Linked DNA regions of Homo sapiens: region 2 is linked to region 1. Evidence: chromatin contacts called from ENCODE Hi-C or POLR2A ChIA-PET data. All regions are on one chromosome and are shown on one strand. Each heading gives the region's core, a stretch centred on a gene start or an enhancer-like site at or near the end of the contact. The rest is flanking DNA. Distances are from core to core; before and after follow the strand shown. Region 1 holds the start of MYO16-AS1 (MYO16 antisense RNA 1). Region 2 has its middle 150 kb from the start of LINC00676.

Region 1 (5,827 bases), core at 1,337-3,836:
TGTCATAAATTAAGTGGCTAATTATGCAAGCTGGAGTAATATTATTTTCTTTCTCCTTCCTTCCTATTCTCTGAAAGCGTGTACGTGACATTGGAGTTATTTAATCCTTAGAATTTTGGAAACATTTAGTGGAGAAACCATCTGATTCTGGAATTTTCCTTGTAGGAAGGCATTCAATTACAAATTCCATTAATTTAACATTTACGGTGTTATTTAGCTTTCCTACTTCTTTTGTCCATTTTCGTTAGTTCTTTTTTTTTTAAGAATGTATTTGTTTATGTAAATTTGTAAATTTATCTTGGTGTAAAACTGTTTGTAATATTCTCTTACTATTTTTAATTTCAGCCAGATCTGTATTGATGTCCCCTTTTCAATCTAAAATCTGTTATTTGTGCCAATTTTCTCTATTTCTCTATCCCCTTGCAAGAAAATTTTCAATCTTATTGTTTTCAAAGATAATTTTTTAAAAGATAAACAACTTTCTCTTTCCTTCCTTTCTATCCCTTCACATTATTTTATTTGTTTTATATTTCAATAACTTATGTTCTTATTATCACTATCATATCTTTCCTTCCATTTTCATAGTATTTAGTTTTTGTTCTGTTTCTAATTTCTAGACCCTTTTAACACTCATCGTATTTGTTCTCTTGTGATGCAAAGGTTTGAAGCCATACATTTCCATTTCTTAAGAGATCTTTTGCAGTAACATGGATGGAACTGGAGGCCATTATCTTAGGTGAAATAACTAAGACACAGAAAGAAAAATGCTACATGTTCTCACTTATAAGTGGGAGCTAAATAACGTGTACACTTGGGCACAGAGTGTGGAATAATAGACACTGGAGACTCAGAAGGGTGGCAAGGTGGGAGGATGGGATGGAATGAAGCATATGAAACGACTTAATCAGGACAATATATACTATTCAGTTGATGTGGACACTAAAAGCCCAGCCATGGCCACGATGCCATACAGCCACATATTGACCATACCGACACTGTACCCGAGCCCCTTCCACTCATACACAAAAGACATTAGACATGTCCTAAAAGTTCTGTTGTCATATTTGCATTGTCATTAGTTAAAATATTTTGCTTTTTAATTTATTTTGTGATTTCTTCTTGAATACATTGATTACTTAGAGATTTTATTTTATCTTATTTTTTTAGACAAAGTCTGGCTCTGTCACCCAGGCTGGAGTGCAGTGGCGCGATCAGGGCTCACTGCAAACTCCGCCTCCTGGGTTCAAGCAATTCTCCTACCTCAGCTTTCCGAGTCGCCGGGATTAAAGGCATATACCACCAAGCCCAGCTGATTTTTGTATTTTTAGTAGAGATGGGGGTTTCACCATGTTGGCCAGGCTGGTCTCGAACTCCTGACCTCAGGTGATCTGCCTGCCTCGGCCTCCCAAAGTGCTGGGATTGCAGGCGTGAGCCACCGCGCCTGGCCTAGAGATGTAATTTTTGACGTTCAAATATATGAGCACTGTTTTTGCTGCTTTTTAATATTTGCACATTGTATCTTTTTCTTTTCTATCCCTTTACATTTACTCTTTCAGAATCCTTATGTTTTACTGTTTTCAGAAAACTTAGTTTTTAAAATATTCTGCTAATCATTTTTCATATAAGTTTACATTAAATAAGCCTTTTAAAGTTTATTATAATTAAATAAAGTTTATTTTCACATGTGTTTTCATATCTACTGTCTCAGAACTTTCTCCTTGCCCTATTTTTCCTATTTTATCCCCTTTTTGCATCTTTTGAGTTGACTTTTTATGATTTTATTTTTCTCTCTTTACTAGTTTGGATATTATCTACCCCACTAATATTCTTTCAGGGGTTACCTTTGAGGTTACAACTGGCAAGGTAGGTTTATCAGTGTATAATATTAAATATTATTTTACCCCTCCAAATTTTACTGCCTTTTTAGTTATTCTTTATTCTTTCCTTTATCTCTAAGCATTCTGAGTCTGTCAGTGTTTAATTCCTTTCATTTTTATTTTTTTTCCTAAAAATATCCTTAACTCCCTTTCATTATTACAGGAATTTTTGGGGGGCAGTTATTTTATTTGAGCATGTTAACTATGTTATTTCATTGTCTTTGGACTTCAGTTGCTACTTTTCGAAGATAGTACATATTTTTACCTCTAACTGCTTTTAAAATTAATTCTCGGTCTTTATTTTATAGGTGTTTTACTATGATACACCTAGGAAAGTTTTATGTATCCTACTTAGGCTTTGCAAAGGTTTCTGTTTCATTTTTACAAACGTTGGATTGATTATGGTGTAATTTAGAGACAGTGAGATTCACCTTTTTTAGACATACACATCTGTGCATCTGCAGACATGAGCACTCCAGGTTGTCTATAACACCACATGTCCTTCTGAACTTCATCTCCTGCCATTACGCCCAGCCTCCAGCAACCACTCAGCTGTTTTCTGTCTCCAGCTTTGCTTTTCCCCAAATGTTACATAAGCAGGATCACACTTAGTCTTTTGATTTTTTTTTTTTAACCTCAACACAATGCTTTAGCCATCCCTTTTTTTTATGATGCTCATTATAGTTGATCACTCTTATTTATTGCAGGCTTCATCCATGTGCTAGTTCAGCCTGTGAGATGCTGGTGAGCCCACCTCCAGGCACTCACGGACTCCCCACCCATTGAGTGTGGCCTGGATTTAGTGACTCAATCAAACGTGACAGAGTGCTGGGGTGTCATTTTCAAGACTGGGTTATGTGAAGACTGCAGCCTCCATCTGGGGTGCTCTCTCTTGGATTGCTTGCTCAGGGATGTGGGGAGAGCTGCTGTGCTGGGAGGCTGCCCATGTGAGTTGACTTGGATGTGAACCTTCTGTGGCCTGCCAATAGCCACGTGAGTGACCTTGAAAATGGATCAGCCTTCACTCAAGTCTCAAGATGACTGTGGTCTTGGCTGACAGCTTGATTGCTGTCTCATGGGGGACCTTAAACCAAAGGCACCCTGCTAAGCCACACACAGCTTCCTGGCCCACAGAAACTATGAAATAATAACCATTTCTTATATAAGCCTCCAAGTTTTGGGAGTAATATTTTGCACAGTGATGGATCACTAATACAAGCCAGTCATCAGTTGAAAGACACTGAATTTATTTCCAGTTTTATGTGATTATGAATAATGTCACCATATGCATTTGCATACAGGTGTTTGTGTGGACACTGCTGTCATTTCTCTTGGGAAGATACTGAGGAGTCAGATTGCTGGATCCCGTGAAGAATGTATGTTGAATGTTATAAAAATCTGCCAACTTAAATCTGTTTCCTGGTGCTCTTTCGTCAGCATTGGGAGATGCTCTAACATTTCTCACCAAGTCTTTCTTCTGCTCATGCGCTCCCTCTTCTTTCCCTAAGACTTCAATCATCCTCCTCATTGCCCTTTATATCTCTAAACCATTGTCTGGAGTTTCCATTCTTCCCTTTTGCTTCAATCTGTTTCATTCTGGGGATTTTCTGAGTTATCTTCCACTTCTCCAGTTATTTTTTATTTGTTTTGTTTTTAAACAACTATATCTAATTAAATTTAACTTTATCCTCTGTTGTACTCAATTTTATTACTGCATTTTCCAATTTCAGAATTTCCATTTGACGATTTCCTTATAGTTTCCTATTTCTGCTGAAATTCTCGTTGTTTTATTTCGTGGGGGGCTGAGTAAACATACTTATTTTAAGGCATGTGTCTTTGAATTCCAACCTTTTGAATCCCTGTGGACATATTGCAATTGGCTGCCGTCTCTGCTTTTAATTTTTTATCTTATTTTGTGTGCTCCTATGCCTGGTTATTTCTAACTGTGTTGGACTTTGCATTTGAAAAATGGTTTCTATGAATGTTTTGAAGCCTAGGATGCTATTACTGCCCTTTGGGGAAAATGTACACGTGTTTCTCCCAGGTACCTGTAGGCCTGGTTACATCTGGGCAACTCAACATGGTTCTTGGTTCTGGTTCACTCTGACTCTTGGGAAGAACACTTGAAGGCCCCACCCCAAGGCCTTGGTGGGGCCACGACTCAGTTTCTTGCCCTGTAATTTGAGAAGGCAGTCAGAAGCACAACTTGACTTCTTAGCTGCCTTCTCTGAACAATGTGGGTACCCTTATGTCCCCATGAGCCAAGCTTCAAGTGTGGGCTTCCTTGCTTCGGCTCACCTTGCACCCCACTCCCAGGTCTTCAACTGCTTCCCAGCATTTCAGCATCATGATGGTTCTCCCACGCCTCTAATTAGACTAAACAAACATGCTTTTCCCAGCCCTGCGGGAGGCCCTCAGGAATAGTTGGTCTGAGTCTTCCCATCAGTTATTCCCAGACGCCTTTGTCTTCTTTTATTTGTGAGAGAAAATACTTGCGTGATCCTCAGCTTTTGTACCTGCAATCAAGCCACTTTCTAAATGTGGCACTCATTGATGTACTTAAAATACCTGAAGCCAGTCTGGCACTTATCATTTCTTTAATATTATTTTCCTTCACATTTCTTAGTTTCCAGAATAATTTTTTAATTAAAAATATTGGTAGAGAATCTATTGCCTTCTTCTGCTCAGTATAAGACTAATTTTGGACCAGTTCTTTTAGATTAACACTCCATAAAATTTCGGAAAAGTCAACAAGGAGTGAATAGAATTCCAATTCTTTAACTGAAGCAATCATATGCTGACAATAATACTTGCAGGGGAGTTTCATGGTTTATATTCTATTTTCCAGTTCTTAACCCTACTTCATTTTCATATTTTAAATCCATTCCTCCCAGAAAGTTGATACAGCCTAAAACTTTTGTACATTTACTTCTGAGTTTAAAAAGTGCTTACCATTTGAGATGGAATTTCCATTTTCAGCAGTTATAGCACTAGATAGTGAATTAGATAACTGAATTCCATGGTTATTTGCATTTCTGTCTTGAGTCTCGGAAGTAATTTCTGACGTACTAGGGTCATCTCGGCTACTTATGTTCATGTTAGTTTCAAAACCTAAAATAAATTTTAGAAAACATAATTATTTTCTGATAACATGTACTGAATATACTGAATAAAACATTTGGAGAAAATAATAAAACATCAAATCAAACATTCATGACATTTAAAATAATAATAATCTTTAATAAAATTTGTAGCCTATATAATATTCACCAAATTTTGCCACAACAATGTCAAACAAAAAGGAAAATGTCAAGTGGTAACAATAATTTGTTGCATTCAAACATATTTATAAAGAATTTTTGATGTCATAGATCAAATAACTTGTCATTATAGTATTGCCTGTCATGAGAAAGCAATGAGTTCATGTTTCAGGAGTTTTCTGAATGATTACATTTAAATAAATTAAGGCAATCTTACAGCTTTGGAAAAAATAAGAAACACTTGAGTGATAAGAAACACTATAGTGATATTTTCAACATCACTATAAACACTTTTAGTGTCCATGTTGGAATACTGAACTTCAATACTCGACTTCCGCATTCTGCACACTAAGATAATTACTTAAATATGTAATGCTTGTCCTATGTTAAGTGTTTTGAGAGGTACGAACACGAAAGCCACTGTCCAAATTCCACTGAAGGGCCTGATGAAGACTTTTTAAAGTGATGTAATATTAATAAAGTGAAACACAGCAAATGCTTCTATTTGGAAAAATGTCCAATGGAGGTAGGTTTCCCCATGGTCACTGCATTACCCTTAGGCACAAAATCAGACTTTGCAAATCAGGCACAACTGCCATCAAGGGGCCAGACATCCCCCCATCACCACCTCTGCCAAGTTCCCTTTCTCTGACTTCACAGGTGCACCTGGGATTGGCTCTTGCTTCCTAA
Region 2 (5,827 bases), core at 1,467-3,966, 410 kb before region 1:
TAATGAAATGGAATAGTAAAGGAAAATCTCATTATAATAGATATCAGCCAGACTTAAAAACAAATAATATAATATTCAACCATAAAAGTATTTATTACTTGAATTAACTGTTATCATGATTTATTGACACAGTTCCCCTCCACATCAGACAATGGTTCCAAAGACATCATGGCGTACGTATTGCTTTTTAATCAGCATGCCAGATGGGCACCAGCAATAGCTCTCTGAGGAGTATGCTGATCCACTGCGGGGGTCCAGTGGGTGGAACTAGGGTGCACTGTAGAAAGACATTTCTGGGCTCCATCCCTTCCTCATGATGGTCTCAGAAGCCTTATCATTTCTCTGCTAGAGGTGTAAGAAGTTGCTCTACTTGAGCATGAATTTGTTTCCTTTCTTTCTTCAGCAACCCCATACCATTTCTATGCATACTGTAAACTTGGTGGTGGTAGAGGTTGCAGCTGGGAAGAGGCTATTTTACCAGTATCTATTATGGAAAGGGTAAGTGTCAGCATCTCATAAAATGCATGACAACTACAGAGTAAAGTAACAGAGTTAAATTTTTGGCCCCCTCAAAAGTTTACTTTGGGAAGCCATTCAGTTATCCCTGAGGATGCTGCCATCAGTAAAATCTAGCTCCATTCAGAGCCATTTTTATAATCACTTCCAAAAATATCCCTTGACTTTATGATTGCACTTCCTTTAACACTATGAACAAATTGTATTTAGCTTTAGACCTGACCACATTTACTACACTAGCATCACGGTCTTTAACTGCTTTCAAAAATCATACTTACACTAAAAGTTTGAAAACTTCATGCATTCAGGATATCCAGAAGATGCTACATTCTCTGAAGATAATTTTTAAAAAATGAGTTCCAAGGATGTTTTGAACAGTGGAAGGACAACTGAATTAAAGGCATGGTCTACCAGGTGATTACATTGCCTTTGGTGAATTAGGTTGAAAGCATTTGAGTTCCTATGTTTGTAGTTTTTAAAAGACAGCTGTATTAGTCCATTTTCACACTTATATATAAGTAACTTAGAAAAGAGGTTTAATGGACTCACAGTTCCACTTGGCTGGGGAGGCCTCAGGAAACTCACAATCATTGCTGAATGGGAAGCACACTCCTCGGAGAAGTATTGCTGGTGCCTATCTGGCATGGAGGGAGGGGAGAGAAAGAGCAAGGTGGGAAGTGCCAGTTTTAAACCATCAGATCTCATGAGAACTCACTCACTCACTGTCATGAGAACAGCATGGAGGAAACCCACCCCCATGATCCAGTCACCTCCCACCAGGTCCCTCCGTCAACTCATGGGGATTACAATTTGAGATGAGATTTGAGTGGGGACACAGAGCCAAACCACATCAACATCTTATATCATGTAGTTGTCTACCTACGTGAGTAAAGAGAAAGGGGTGGGTACCAATACCTACAGAGTGGCCAGGTGTGTAGCTCTCGTTCTCTGTCAGATTTTGAGAAGCCTGCTTATGACTGGACTTGTGTAACTGTCTCCAGCCTGTCCCAGTCATGGGCCAGTCCAGCAAGATTCTGGGGGCAGCCAATGGCTGGATCCTTCCCACTTTCTAAAAATGAAATAAAAAACAGATTGCCCCTCCACTGGGTTCCTGGGAAGACATCCAGCAGCCCTTTGGGATGGCCTATGGACTGGCAATTGTTGTAAAAATAAGCACATGCTGTCTCAGGGCATGAATGGAGTCAGGTTGGCTTAACTGGAAATAAACACAGTGAACCTTGAGAAATCTTATATCCTCTTCCTCTTTTGGTTTTCCTTTTGGCAGGTTTTCATGGGAATCTGTATTTATTTGTTGAGGGCAGATCTTTCTGTTCATAGTGAATTGAGAAGGATAAATAGGAGGAAGAGGTAGATAAAAGGGGCAGGTAAGATCTCACCGATAAATGTCGGTGGGTCTAAAATTTTGATAGCCCAGTGCATTTTTATCTGTGGACTTAACATCCTTTCAAAATAAGTTTTAATCTCATCAGGTTTTTTAAAAATCAAACAATCATATATGATGATGCTGAAGCTAGTAATAATGACCAACATTAGTAATCATTTTAAGAGCAGGCTGCTAATTCATGGCTTTATATTTTTTTCTTCAGATTTTTCACACTTTAGCATTCAGGGGACATTATCTCATTTTAACTCAAAGCAATCTGAAGGAGTAGATGGGAGGCCCATTATTATTTCTTGATGGTGGAATGTAACTGAGACTCAGAAAAGTTCAAGGACTTGCCCAAGGTCTCAAGGCTAAGGGGGATAAGCTGGGAAATGAAACCAGGACTTTTAACTCCAAACCCAAATTGCCTCTGTTCTCTCAAGATAGAGGTTATCTAGCATGCTTTGCCAAGTGGAATTTTCTAATCCACTCTGGTCCGAACACAGATGGATTATGTCAAGTCAATGACGTGTCTCTCTCTTAAACAAAACAATATCCTTCGCACTTGTCCCCTTGTGCGTAGATGGTGGCAAATGATTGTTTGCCAAGCCTTCTACCTCCTCCCTTTCTGTGTTCCATTGAGATCATGGAAATGCAAAGTAAATAGCCATGGAGTAAAATGCCTCCGAGAGTATTTATTTAAGAGTATTGTTCCAGGATATGCACGAAGATAAAGACTTTATGTAATGAATGAGTGACTCAGGAGGCCAAACACCAAGGAGTTATATTCTGTACCCAGCAATGTCCTGGCCAGAGTGAGGTCACTATGTGCTCCCTCTGGACATGCCCTTAAAAAAGGATCACCTTGCCAAGCTAAAAGCCAGTCCTATCAATCACAGGGGTGGGCATGAGCTCAGGGAAAAGAGCATAGGAACAATTCTGGGCCATTGCTGGTTTGTCAAAATGTCAAGGTGGGAAGCAGGCAAAATGAAATCCATCCAAGAGGAAGCAGCGAGGGAGACTGCAGCCCACATGCGGGGCTCTCCTAGCAGAGAAGAGAAAAGGAAATAAATATCCTGGAAAGGGCAGGCATAGGTTTAATGACTGGGCCAGATGGTAGGAGGGACCAGGGCAGTGATGGTGGAATTCTGGCATTGGGAAACCCTGGCAGCAGAGAGCTTGCTCTTCATTTGGTTCCTCAAGGGCCCAGTCAAGGAATAGGGTTGGTTATGCTGTCACACAACCTCTCTATGAGCGTAGGAAAAGCACTACCTTCTGGGAGTCCAGTGTAATAGGTTTCAACATCACCCAGATCCCTATAGATGCAACAAACAAACAAACAAACAAAACACTAATAGCCTAATTTGGAAGCATGTCAAATAAAATGCTACAAAGCAGGAAGCACACAAATGTCTCTGCATATTTAATAATTATTGACTTTTTAAATTGGTTTTAAAATAAAAGCTTTCTGGATGAAATACAGATTTAAAAGGATTACTAGAAAGTGTGGCTTCAGTACCCCTACTTATTTTACATTAATTCTCCACTTTTATGCATTAAGCTCTACCATTCCGCTAATTTCCCATAAACATATATCTGCAGTGCAAATTGTTTTACCACTGAAAATGCCTCAGATGCAATCTACTGGCATCATGAACAGAATTTTTCATAAACAGCCCTGTTTATTCACTAACTGCATATGAAATAGACTGTAAGGTGCTCATGAAAAACGCAATCAGACAAGACACTGTCTTCTTCAGGGAGCCTGGCTTATTGTTTTACATAATAAGAACATAAAGAATTGCATTTTATTGATATGGGAACACATTTTATTGCTTTCTCTGATTTAACATCTTTACAAAATGTAGTGGATTAGACTCTCCATTTCATTAAAGTAAGATTACTGGCCCTGTTTCATGATAGCTTCTGATTTTTGAGGAAAGAAATGATCTTCCACATAGCTTTTTGTTAGTTAATTCTTATGGTAAGTAGCAATCATAAAATTGGCGTGGCACTCTCTTTGTAGAAATACATTAAAAAGCATGCATATTTTTATCTTTTTAAATTATTGTAACATCAAATCAGTATAATTAGCAAATTTACCACCTTGAACATTTATCATTTATTTGTGTTAAGAAGATTCAAACTTCCTTTTTCTAGCTATTTAAAAATATATGGTAAGTTGTTAACTGTAGTCACCATAAAGTTCTATAGAATGCTAGAATGTATTCCTCCTGGCTAGCTGAAATTTTGTATACTTTAACCAACCTCTCCCTCTAACCCTTCCCCTCTCAGTTCCCAGCTTTTAATATTTACCCTCTTCTTCTAGGAGATTAACTTCTTTAGTTTTCACATATGAGTGAGAAGTGGTGGTATTTTATCTCTCTGTGCCTTATTTTACTTAACATAATGCCTTCCAGGCTTATCTATGCTGCTGTGAATGACAAGATTTTTATTCCTTTTTTTGGCTGAATAGTACTCCATTGTGGATATGTACCATATTTTCATATTTTCTTTATTCATTCATCTGCTGATAGACAAGGTTAATTTGGTGTCTTGGTTATTTGTAGAAAGTGCTGCAAAAAACCAAAACCAAAACAAAACAATGGGAATGGAGATATCTCTTCGACACACTGATTTCATTTTCTTTGGATATATAGCCAGTAGTGGGATTGCTGGATAATATGGTTGTGATGGTTAATATTGAGTGTCAACTTGATTGGATTGAAGGAACCAAAGTATTGTTCCTGGTGTGTCTGTGAGGGTGTTGCCAAAGGAGATTAACATTTGAGTCAAGGGACTGAGAGAGGCAGCCTCGCCCTCAATCTGGGTGGGCACCATCTAATCAGCTGCCAGTGCAGCTAAAATAAAGCAGACAGGAGAAGGTGGAATGAGCAGACTCACTGAGTTTTCTGGTCTTCATCTTTCTCCCATGCTGGATGCTTCCTGCCCTTGAAAATCAGACTCAAAGTTCTTCAGCTTTTGGACTCTTGGACTTACACCAGTGATTTGCCAGGGGCTCTCAGGCCTTTGGCCACAGACTGAAGGCTGCACTGTTGGCTTCCCTACTTTGGGGTGTGGGGACTTGGACTGGCGTTTTTGCTCCTCAGCTTGCAGACAGCATATGGTGGGACTTCACCTTGTGATCACGTGAATCAATTCTCCTAACAAACTCACCTTCATATATTCATCTATCCTATTAGTTCTGTCCCTTTAGAGAACCCTGGCTGATACAATAGTAGTTCTATTTTTAGTTCTTGAAGAACCTCTATGTTGTTGTTTTTTTTTTTTAATAATGGCTGTACTAATTTACATTCCCACCTACAGTACATAAGAGTTTCTCTTTCTCTGTACCCTCTCTAGCATTTATTTTTTGTCTTTTTGATAACAGTCATCTTAAGTGAGATGATAGCTCATTGTGGTTTTGATTTGCTTTATAGTCATGTTGAGCACTTTTCATATACTTGTTGGCCATTTGTGTGTCATCTTTTAAGTGATATCTATTTAGATCTTTCACAGAATTAAGTTCCTTATATATTCTGGATATTAATCCCTTGTCAGATGAATAGTTTGAAAATATATTCTTCCATTCTGTAAGTTGTCTCTTTGCTCTGTTGATTACATCCTTTGCTGTGTAGAATCTTTTTAGTTTGATGTAATCCCATTTGTCTATTTTTGGTTTTGTTGCCTGTGCTTTTGAGTCTTATTCATAAAATTTTTTGCCCATACCAATGTTCTGAAGCATTTTTCCTATGTTTTCTTCTAGTAGTTTCATACTTTCAGGTCTTATATTTAAGTCTTTAATCCATTTTGATTTCGTTTTTGTATGTGGTAAGAGATAGTTTATGGTAAGAGATAGTATATGGTAAGAGATAGTTTAGTTTAGTTTAGTTTAGTTTAGTTTTATTTTTCTGAATACAGATATCC

What was found. Hi-C counts contacts between places; a loop is a spot of excess contacts on that map. ChIA-PET counts read pairs that join two places held with the same protein, here RNA polymerase II (POLR2A). Pooled maps may share reads with other maps.
Region 2: a loop to region 1 is called in a map with no recorded cell type, with 2.7 times the contacts of the local background. The contact joins the enhancer-like site here to the promoter of MYO16-AS1 in region 1. A Hi-C loop is called at or near these places in 8 of 37 single-sample maps with no recorded cell type and 7 of 50 pooled maps. POLR2A ChIA-PET finds 5 or more read pairs at or near these places in 1 of 52 experiments (OCI-LY7).

What each region holds. Positions count from the first base shown.
Region 1 is chr13:109,164,062-109,169,888 of GRCh38, reverse strand. MYO16-AS1 (MYO16 antisense RNA 1) reads left to right here and starts at 2,586. Exons shown (of 3, transcript NR_047700.1): 1 at 2,586-2,870; 2 at 3,179-3,253; 3 at 5,798-5,827. It overlaps MYO16 (myosin XVI), which reads right to left. Exons shown (of 35, transcript NM_001198950.3): 33 at 4,830-4,988.
Region 2 is chr13:109,573,285-109,579,111 of GRCh38, reverse strand. No RefSeq gene overlaps it. Among named protein-coding and RNA genes, the nearest start is that of LINC00676, 150 kb to the left of the region's middle. Within about 2 kb of position 2,716, at least 3 of the 41 ENCODE cell types and tissues checked have a DNase peak (open chromatin) inside an H3K27ac peak, as active enhancers do.